Linked DNA regions of Mus musculus: region 1 is linked to region 2. A link is a contact called in ENCODE Hi-C or POLR2A ChIA-PET data. All regions are on one chromosome and are shown on one strand. Each heading gives the region's core, a stretch centred on a gene start or an enhancer-like site at or near the end of the contact. The rest is flanking DNA. Distances are from core to core; before and after follow the strand shown.

Region 1 (5,213 bases), core at 659-3,158, 36 kb after region 2:
TGGGTCACGTTTTATCGTTATTCCCTTTAACCGATATTAGTACTTACTGGGAATAACACTATTAGACTTTTTCAAAACAAAACAGAACGGAAAAGGCAGTGACTTCCGAGAAATTACAAAAGTGGCAAATATTATTCTCTGCCTGGATAAAAACTAGCAAAGGTTGGAACTATTTGGGAAAACGACCTCCATGTATTCCTGAACCATTTTCTTCAGTTTACCTGCGGTACTGAATCCATCCACACAGAGTGACTTCTTGGCCTAAGTGGGACGAACGCAACTCTCCACATGTGTTGGTCCGAGCAACAAAGCTACTGAATTCTTTAAGAAGAGAAGGAAAAAGCACTTTAAAAGGCATCAGTAAGAATGTTTGTAGTTTTCTTTAAAAATACTCTCCATTCATGATGTATCAGCTCTTTCAGGTCAATGGGTGAAGTTGTAAAAATTTTAAATTAGATGTGTGTGTGTGTGTTTATGTGTGCGTACCCACAGGTATGTGGGCTCACATGCCACGGTGCCCCTGTGGAAGTCAGAGGACAACTTGTTGGATTCTGTTCTCTTCTTCCATTCACAGTGTGAGTTTTGGGAGTCAACTCTGGTACTCAGGCTTGGCAGGAAGTGCCTGAAGCCACTGAGCCATCTTGTAGGTCTGATGTAGTTTATAAAATAGCCTAGATTATACAATATCCCTATTGTGTTTACCTGCACAAGTGTCAAGGCCCAAGCAAATAACTGCCCCAAAGGAAAATTTTGCCTTCTGTTTAAAAATCTAAACCTTGTACATAAACTAGCACTTGAAGGGACATAAAATGGTAGCTGTCCATTTTGGTAAGTGACATATAATTTTAGAAATTACCTGCTTGACAGTGCAGTTAGTATTTAACTTTAGTACAAGTATAGTTTATAACAATCATTTGTAAATCAATAAACTATTAGAAAAGATTTTATTTAAATTATTACTTTAGTTTTTCTACTAATAGTATACACTACACAGGCTATCTACTTTTTTTTTATAATCAAGGGGGGGACCTTAATTATAACTAATCAAGAGAATGAATGACCTGGTATTAAAATGCAGTTAGAATCAGGGAAACAAGCTGTCAAAAACAGGCGGAAGCTCGTAGCTGCCTTCACCTGGAATTCTTTGTGAACTCAACGCCAGATTTCTGGAAAGAGAACCCCAGATTGGCCGCATGGTCTTCCCGATGGGTCTGGATAAACCCCTGCATAGACGACTTAACCAAAAACCAAGATACATGTTGAAGTCCCGGGATCCGGAGAGACAATCACGAATCCCACGCTGCAGGTGTGGTGGTGCTCAAAACTCGGTTTTCGGAATACCTGGGAACCCTTAAAATTCTAGTTCCCACGCAAATGCATCCAGACCCTGCTCCGCTGAACGTTCTAGTATCTACAAAGTAGATTGACCTGCAAGGTCTCCAGAGACCTTAGGTGAGTGGGTAGGGGGAAAGCCTTTGCTTCCTTCAGTGCATCAGTTCCCACTTTAATTAAACAAGGCTGAGCCCCGAAGATGCCTCAACAGCAGCGCCAGTGCCAGAGCGCCCCAGCCGGAAGGCCGGCCACCAGGCGCGCGTCCTCCCTTTATTCCCACGTATCTCGAAGGTGACCAGGGCATAAGCAGAAATATAAGGAGGTGCAGCCTCGTGTTTCAACTTTCCCAAACCTGGCGGCCCATCCTGGATTTTCCTGAAAGGTGAAGACGAACAAATCCAAACAGCTCTGAGGTTCAAACCCAGACACAAACCACATCCACAAGCCAGTCCCTCTGACGCCCGGCGAGCGCCAAAGTTACGCAAGGATTCCGGCCAATCAGGACGAGGGCGCCTCCGCCATGTTTATTGTGGGCGGCAGTATGCGGGAAAGTTTCGCACCGGTTGGAAAACGGAAGAACAACGCGGCGCAATAGGGGATTGGGAATTTGAGGCTATTGATTGAAGCCTTCCAAGCCTTGCCCTCAGTTAAAATGACGACTTCAGTTGCTTTCAGTTACGTGAAATCGGAGGGCCACAGGCGAGGCTTTCCGAGTCGGCCGCAGGGCAAGTCGGGAAATGATTTTAAACTGGAGGGCGTGGCGTGTGTGGAAAAGCGCCTAGACGAGCGGAACTTTCAAGTCTACCTTTGATCCCCGGAGAGCTCCGGAGAAGGGTCTTTGGGGACTCCCTGTTTTTCGTGGGCCGGCGCCAGCTTCCGAAGAGCGAGGATCATAGAGCCGGGCAGCTTGGGAAGCCGAGCTGTCTCTCCCGGGGGAAGTCGCAGGTCTTGCTCGAGCCTGAGGGAAGCTAGGTTCACTCCAGGACTCCTGATGTCTCTTCTGAACTCACCGGGGATTGCTTCGGTTCTCTCTTAAGCAGTCATTTTGGCCACTTTCTTCTTCTTAAAAAACCAAAACCTTTCGTCTCGACGTAGTCTTGGAGCAAAACTTGAAGGATGATTCGTGAATCCGGAGTGGATGACAGTGTCTTTACGACATAGTTTTGGTAAGAGCTTTTGGGTCCTCGACTGGCCGTGTACTGCATTTCTTTCTGTTGTGTGACTGTTGTCTTTGCAATGCTTTTGTGTATTTAAGATGTGTACAAACGGAAGCTAACGTCAACGTGAGCGTTAGTATGGGAGCAGTGGGTTGACTTTTGTGGCAATATTGCAGTGACTAACTCAGGGACTTTCTTCATGGACTAACCACAAGAAAAACTACTGAGTTTTAGTTGTGTGTTAGGAACTGAGTACAAGAGAATTTGATGAGAGATATAGTTCCGTGGATACTAGAAAGAGGCTGATAGGACCCTTTGCCACGGGCATAAGAGTCAAAGGAGGCGAAGAATTGAGAAATTCGTAGAACCTTTCCCTCCAGTCACCTGGCAACATAGCAGCGTACTTACTAATAGGGTCGTTTGAGGAGTGAACAGTAGTACCAGATATGTCCCAGGACTAGGGAGGCTGAGGCAAGAGAATTGCCGTGAGTTCTAGGCCAACCTGGGCTACACAGAGAGACTGTCACTCGATATAAACAAAACACCCCCAAACAAAAGAATATTCGTTAAAGGCTTAATCTTTGTTAAGTGCTTACAAACATGCCTGAAAAGTAATGTATACTTAGCAGTTATTGTACTAGTTAGCCTACTTTAAAGAAAGATTCTGTATAAACAGAACTGATGAAGACTCCTATCTAAATAGCAAACAAGTGGGGAGAAGAACGGGAGGAGGTGGTGGCAGAGGGAAGACGCTGCCTTCTGAAGGAAAGTTCAGTTGATGGAAGATTTTTAACAGAGGGGTTCGGATAAGTGGGACCTGCATGGCTGCTATGGACAGGAAGAATTTGTAAAGTCAAAAATAATAAAAAAGACTAGGAGCTCTCCTGCCAAACCCAATACTGCTCTGATGAGAAGGCCAAGGGTGTCTGTAAAGATAAAGATGTCTTCCAGAAGTTGGCCTGGGACCTCCACAGGCATAAGAGCCGAAGGAACTTCTCCTGGTAGCAGCAGCCCCAGTTCTTGGTTCCTCCTGACCCCCACTGAAGGTCCTTCTGTAAGTCCTGGAAGCAGGCAGGACAGGAGGTGGGACTCTTAATCCAAACCACCTGAAAGCAACGAGAAAGGACAAGACAGGGAGGGCCATTAACCTAAACCCACTGAGGTGCACATTAGTGGGAGGCTCACCAGGAGTGTGGCCAAGGCTCACATCATGGGAATACTTTATGCCTGTGGGAAAATGAAAAAATGCTTATTTAAATGTTGCATCCCTGTCTGTGGTGCTTTTTATTTGATTTTATTTTTTAATACTTCTGTGTGTGTGCATGTACTGTGGTGTGTGCGGTGTGGGTGCAGTGGTCAGAGGACAAGGTGCAGGGGTCAGTTCTCTCCTACTGTGCGGATTCCAGGATTTGAACTCAGGCTGTCTAACTTGAGTTTTGAGAATCCAGATAAAGCTAAGAAGGTTCCAAAGCAGGAGGAATTAATGACAAGAGATGACTGCTCCCCTAAAATAGATAGCTGGCTCTTCCAGGTGATTTACCCTCCATAGAGAATGTTGTCACCACCCTCCTGTGGCACACTACTCCTGTGGAGGAGGAAATAGCCACGCCCCCTGAGGTGTGTGTGTGTGTGTGTGTGTAAGAGAGAGAGAGAGAGAGAGAGAGAGAGAGAGAGAGAGAGAGAGAGAGATCTTGCTTTCCAGGAACCACTCCATTGTCAGTTCCATCAAATCCATTGACAGTTACTGGAGGCATTTCCTCTGCAGGTTAAGTTCTGGTTACAGGATGTTGCTGGTCTGGGGTTGTGTCTATAAAGATGCCTTCCAGTTTTCAGACTAGAAATCTCATATCTTTCTGGCTACTGGGATTATATATATATATTCTTAATTGTTACATGTAAGTATACTGTAGCTGTCTTCAGACACACCAGAAGAGGACATCGGATCTCATTACAGATGGTTGTGAGCCACCATGTGGTGCTGGGATTTGAACTCAGGACCTTTGGAAGAGCAATCAGTGCTCTTAACCGCAGAGCCATCTCACCAGCCCTGGCAACTGGGATTGTTAAATGGCAAAGCCAGCAGGGGTGAGCAGTGCCCCAGCCTGGGAGCATGGTTTTCTTTTTCCCTGGGGATCTGGGGCCAGTGTAGTGACTGGTCATTCTGTTGCTATTATTGCTTTGCAGCCTCCTTCAGGAAAGGGGTGTTTGAGAACAGGGACCAGGAAGTGGGAGGAAAGTGGAGCTAGAGCCCACAAAGATGCTCTGGATTCAGACTCTGGAGACCAGCATCAGAGTGCACACCTAACTTTATTGTTTATTACATAAGTTTATTTAGCTAATTACGGTTCGTTTATGTATTCAAGAGCAAATTGGGGTGCAACCTGTGTTTAGCCAAATCTGACTACCCTGTCCTTGAGCGTGTCTGTGAGTCTGTAGAGGAGGGGCCAGTCCTTCCACCCCCCTATACCTGTGGAGATTTCTGTGAAGACAGGGGAAGTAGCCACTGTCCTAGCCTGGGTCCTTTGTGTTGTCTCTCTGTGTGCAGGGAGCGGTGTCAGATCATACATTGTGTACAGGAGATCTGGACTCTTTAAGGAGTTTCAGAAGCTTGTGGTGCCTCACGCCCCTTCCCATTTCTTCCTCCACCAGGTTTATCTCCACACCCCCTACAGGGGGGCTAACTGTGATATAACAGCCTTTGCTCCCTTGTTAGAGTCTTCCAAC
Region 2 (5,371 bases), core at 566-3,065:
AGTAATAAGGCTGGCCTCAAACTCCTGATCCTACCTCCTAAGTGCTAGGATTACTGTAAGCTGCCGAGCCTGGTACAAGGTATTTTAGATTTCACTGTAAAATGTAATTAACACACAAAAAAGTGACTGCTACACTGCGAAAAATTCAAGCTATGCCCATACTTTATTAGTAGACTATATAAAATAAAGACAGGAGTTCACTAAGAAGGGGCATCAAACACATACAGATTGGGTATAAAGTCTAATATCCTACATGAATGGTCGCTATTATCACTACTTTTCCCCATGAGACAGTGTCCCTCTATATAGCTCTGGATGCCCTATAACTTGCTCAGTAGACCAGACTAGCCTGGAACTTAGCGATCTACCTCCAGGAATGCTAGAATTAAGCCACCCACCAGATATTTGTTTTTGACAGGGTCTATGAAGCCCAGGCTATTCCTGGAACTCACTATGTAGACCATCTGGTTTCTAACTCAAAAAGAGCTGACTGCTTCTGCTGAGATTAAAGAATGCTCGTGTTAGAGGTGTTTGACTACCATGCCCGATTAGGCCCATATTTTTAAGCTTACCAGTTTGAGCTCCCACTTTTTGAATATGGGACTCTGAGGTGACTCTGAGAAACATTCCACAGCCCTGTCAGCATTCAATTCACATGCAGAGAATTTGTGGCCTAGTTGCCAGAGTTAGCAAAAACTAAGTAATACTTTTTCTCCCCAACAAACTTGAAACTTGGGTATTCCAAAGTGGTGATGCTACTTTGACTGGGAAAGTTGGTTTCCCACAGCTGCTGACAAAAATAAAGCCTGAAATTTCACACCACAAAGACTGCAATTGCATCAAATAGTCTTAATTAGTTGAGGGTAGTTCCAGTATACCACAAGGATTTAGGCTCACCGTGCATCCAATGTTTCTCTAAATTTATGAGACTACACAGCACACCAGGAAGTAGTCCGGACAAGCTCACTTTATCACCTCGCATTTACAATACACTTATTGAGTAAACAGGTAAGTGCAAACACGGCTTTCAAGACGCAACTTTAACCAATCTGACCTTTTTCCAAAGCGTTATTGTTTGTTTTGAAACTTTTAATCCATTAAGTGCCTCTGTCGATGCCATCACGAATTCAGATGTTTATTTTGGAGCCTACACCAGCGCCTTTTTTGTTTGCTCTTTCCAGCGATTCCCCAGTGAGGAGGAAGCCCCTGGAGTAAAGTCTTTCTCTAGCGTCGGCACTGAAGGGGCGAGAGCTGTAAAAGGGAGAATCGGGAACGCTGGGGTTGGCCAGTCGGGTACTGGGGAGGCCTCTATCAGTGTCAAGAAGCATGGGAAAAGGGGGACCTGGCTAAGCGAGGAGGTGGCACAGATGCCGGGAAGCTCGACAGGAGCAGAGCCCCGCGGCAAGGGAGTTGCGGGCGCACAGGTGAGGCGCGGGACCGGGAAGGGGGCGGCGCCCCGGGATCGGTCTAGGGCGGCGGAGGTTGCCGGGGCGGGGGTGTGTCTGGGTGTGGCCCCGGCGCGCGCGCGGGGTCCTGAGGGAGGGGCTCGCCAAGGGGGCGGGCCCGCGAGCTCGACAGCCCGGAGCCAAAGGGGCGGAAGGTCGCCGAGTGCTGGGAGGGGAGGTGGGGCAGCGACTGAGCGCCGCAGGAGCTGGCTGCAACCCAGACGCGGCCCGGGAGCGTCGGGTATGAGCTAACGGGGCGGGGGTGCGGGGAACGAGCCCAGTCAAGGAGCAGCACCTACCTCCGGGGGTGGAAATGGGCCGGAATGGGCCGGAACACCGTCCCGGAAGTGAAACCCCCCGCCCCCTCCTCCGGAGCGAGCGACGTGCCGGAAGGAAATCAGTCACCCTCACCCCGCCCCACCCCCAGCGCTTTCCTTGCAGGAGCCCCCTCCCCTCAGCCTGTACTCCTCAGGGAGGCGGAGGGCGGGCCTATCGTGCCCGCGGCAACTCCGCCCTCCGGGCTCTCGGGGGCGTGGCCAGAGGGAAAGTTTTGTGGGCCTGAAGAAGGTGGGGCTTGAGGAGGAGTCTGAGGGCGTGTGAGGGGCGGGGTTTAAGTGGACGCAGCAAGCAGCTTTGCGTCTTGACGTCACGAAGACCTTATATACTCGACTCAGCCGCCATCTCAGCCTTTCGGAGCTGTGCGGCATTCTGAGCAGGTATGCAATTTCCTGAGTATGTTATGGCTTCGGGCCTTGGAGGCTGAAGCACTGGAAGCTGGTGGGATTCCCGGCGCAGCCGGTGAGCTTAGTTCAGGGCACAAGCTGGAAACTTTAGGAGGTTGGTTCTGCGTGTATTTGTGACATAAAATAGCATTGGGTTTTGGTCTGGACACCAGACAAAGACGACTCAGCATGCGTGTTCATGCTATGATGAAGGCTATGTTGGTAGGGACAACTGAGCTTGTTGATGAATACCAACGATTCTGATGGCAGAGCATGCTGAGTCACCTCGTGCACGGTTCAACGGGGGTGGAATGCGAAGCCACGCGGTGTTTCTTTCGCGATCACCATGGGATGAAGGCTTTTGCTAGAGATTGCCAGCAGGCCTTAGTCACTAACAAAGAGGACGATTGCTCTTGGGAAGTACCTGGATTAGAGACTTATATGTAACTGCTGGATATGTGCAACTCAACAGTGCCTATGTGGACGGAGTTCTTTGTAAGACAGGTCCATTTTGTGGAAGTAGAACTACTAAAGATTAACATTTTTCTTAGGAATGGCAGTGTGGACCTCTGTGATGGGACATCTTGTGGGATCTCACAGCCAGGTAACTCAGTGGGGGAGGGGCATGACTAGAACATAATGACCACAAAGCCCATGATGGTATGAGAGTAGTGGACAGAAGGGATTTCTGAAAAACACTTTTCTGAGGCTTTAATTCAGCTACTGGAAAGGGTTTAGTTCCGTGAAGAAGGGGACTGACTGTTCACATCTCTTATTTCCAGTTCTGTGGCAAAGGAGGATGAAGGCTTACGAGGTGAGTACTGAATAGTAATGAGAAGTTAGGTTGAAAGGACAGTGCCACAATGATGACATCATATTTGCTACTCTTGACAGCTGGGGTGACGATAGCTTTAAACCACCATGATTATAACTGAGGCACACAAAATAATGATTTGGGGGCTACTTACAGAGTAAGCAGTTTTTACATAAAGATTCCCCCCCCCCAGGACTCGTCAGGAAGCTGGATAACAGAGCGAGCGCAATGTAAGCAATTTTGTGTGTGCATGTGGTCCCATTACAAGGAATACCCAATGGCAAATGAGCACTAAAGATCCCTCAACCCACACATTGAATGTATTGTTCCCTGAGAGCAATTGTAGATAGAGGAGTGGGTGGGAAGTCTGAAGTCAGGGCATTGTTTCTGCGTATCTGAGGAGGCTGGTTTTTGATATGTGGGAGCTAGTGGTCGTTAACGCATTTACCCCCTATTTGGTGGACTCTGGTTCCCCCATCTTAAGTGCTGAGTCAGGGGCCTAACCGGGCAGCTTTAACTATTTGTTTGTTGTAGGTGCTAGAATAGAAGACCAGAAAATGAAATGGTAAGTCAAACTAAAGGAATTGTAGATGCTAAACAGGCTTGGCTTTGTTGCACTCTGCCAAATACTGGCCACGTGTTCCATCCTGGTCATAGCTGAACACAGCCTGCATGATGACGAACAAATACTGACTACCTGAAGATCTTATTAGCTCTATCTGATGGTGGGCTTCCTTGACATTTATTGTGGGGCAAACTCAAATCTGTTGACTGCATTGAAAAGCTCTTTAATGTTTTTTTCTAGGTGGAGTTTGAGGCTGGATAGACAGTTTGAAAGGTAAGTATTGAAAAACACTTGAATTTGGGTCAGTACAAAGGGACATGCAGAGACTTTGAATCATCAAAACTCCAGCATGCATTGTCTTACGGATGTTTAGATAGGTGTGTTTTGGACAACACTCTGGGTTCTTGTAATGATGTTGATCAAATGTCTGAGCTGAAAATAACTTGTAGACAATTTTTAACACTGAAGAACCTTGTGGCAGGCAACTAAGAATAGTCGAATGATGTTTAGCATATTTGTAAGAGGTATTTTCTTTTAATTCTAGTTAACTGGTTGCATGCTTGTTCATTTGGCTGGCTTGCTTGGGTAAGAAGCCATTGGGGGCCTTGAATTCCCTCCAGTCATTTGCAGTATTTACTGCATAACATTTAGCTTTTGAACATGCATGTGCTACCATCAGTACTAAATGGTGCCTTAAATTTTTTTCAGGTACAAATAATGGTTTGAATAAAGAAAGGTAAGCATTGTAAGTTTGGTATTTACTATATGAATTAAGGTACTGTTAGTGATGATCAATAAAGTTAAACAGATGGGAATCTCTCTGAATAAGATTGAAGATTGATTGTTAAGCTGAAACAGTATTTAAGGACATCAGTAAATATACTTTACAAATACATATTTCTAAACGGAGTGTAATTTCTTACAGGTATTAATGGGTCACCTCAAGTGAAGGCACTGCAAACACAATGGTAAGTCTTTGAAATGTGCATGTATTAGTTACTTTCAACCCCTTCCAAACAAGCCGATACCATGATGATAACATAGTTCAGCAGACTTAACTCTGATGAACAATCATGTCTTTCGCTCCTATCTGATGTATCTGGCTGTAATGTTTTAAAGAGTTTTCCTTGAATAGTATTAGGAAATACAAGATAAGAGTCCCAAGTGATGAGGCCAAAGCCTGATGCTAAGGTGGCATGTGCTGTGCCACTGACTTAACCCAGTAGGACAATTTTATTGTGAAAAATACATAAGTTCCCTAGGGTATGACGATTGAAACTATAAATCTCAGGCCTCTTGGCAAGAGAATTGATGTGAGCCCATGGAGACTAGTGAAGACAACTGAACACTGAGAGAATAGTGTGAAATAAAATGAAGATAAGTAACTGCACTAATTATTTTTAATTTTCAAACAGATTGGTCATTCTGAATTTCCGGTCCTTCATTCTGAATTTCAAAGTAAGTCTGTCACTTGTTTTTGTACAGATTGTAATATAGCTTGTAACCAGTGATGTGATGATTCTGCCAAATGATACAAAGTGATATCACCTTTAAACCGTTCCATTTTATTTCTGAGGTTACTATACTAACATGTAAAATTTAACTACTCTAAGCCAGAGAAGTAAGTCAGTCTTTGTTTTCTTAGGGCTCCTGTGACAAGTGGACATGCAGTGACTGCACCTTTGTTTCTGAGGTGAGAACTGCAAATGCTTAACCGGGAACCTACTCCAGAATACATGATGATCTCACACAACTTGAACTCTCTCACTGATTACTTGATGATAGTAAAAGATCTGATGTTCTGTGTTTTAACAGTTACCATTTA

What was found. A loop is a pair of places that touch in the nucleus more often than their neighbours do. ChIA-PET counts read pairs that join two places held with the same protein, here RNA polymerase II (POLR2A).
Region 1: a map of heart shows a loop between it and region 2 (4-fold over the local background). The contact joins the promoter of Cenpl here to the promoter of Zbtb37 in region 2. A Hi-C loop is called at or near these places in 9 of 37 maps with a recorded cell type or tissue (gastrocnemius, heart and left cerebral cortex). POLR2A ChIA-PET finds 5 or more read pairs at or near these places in 5 of 5 experiments (Patski and embryonic stem cell).

The regions. Positions count from the first base shown.
Region 1 is chr1:161,068,859-161,074,071 of GRCm38, forward strand. It overlaps Cenpl (centromere protein L), which reads left to right and starts at 1,909. Exons shown (of 5, transcript NM_001159930.2): 1 at 1,909-2,498. It overlaps Dars2 (aspartyl-tRNA synthetase 2 (mitochondrial)), which reads right to left and starts at 1,802. Exons shown (of 17, transcript NM_172644.4): 1 at 1,135-1,802; 2 at 222-321. The coding sequence starts at 1,258.
Region 2 is chr1:161,033,034-161,038,404 of GRCm38, forward strand. It overlaps Zbtb37 (zinc finger and BTB domain containing 37), which reads right to left and starts at 1,816. Exons shown (of 5, transcript NM_001356489.1): 1 at 1,745-1,816; 2 at 1,055-1,251. It overlaps Gas5 (growth arrest specific 5), which reads left to right and starts at 1,568. Exons shown (of 11, transcript NR_166052.1): 1 at 1,568-1,686; 2 at 2,719-2,771; 3 at 2,950-2,981; 4 at 3,175-3,211; 5 at 3,516-3,546; 6 at 3,787-3,819; 7 at 4,255-4,282; 8 at 4,472-4,514; 9 at 4,962-5,004; 10 at 5,192-5,239. LOC115487643 (a small nucleolar RNA gene) reads left to right here and starts at 2,361; the gene lies at 2,361-2,440. LOC115487678 (a small nucleolar RNA gene) reads left to right here and starts at 2,817; the gene lies at 2,817-2,878. It also overlaps LOC115487638, Snord47, LOC115487644, LOC115487677, LOC115487645 and LOC115487640, and 1 more gene.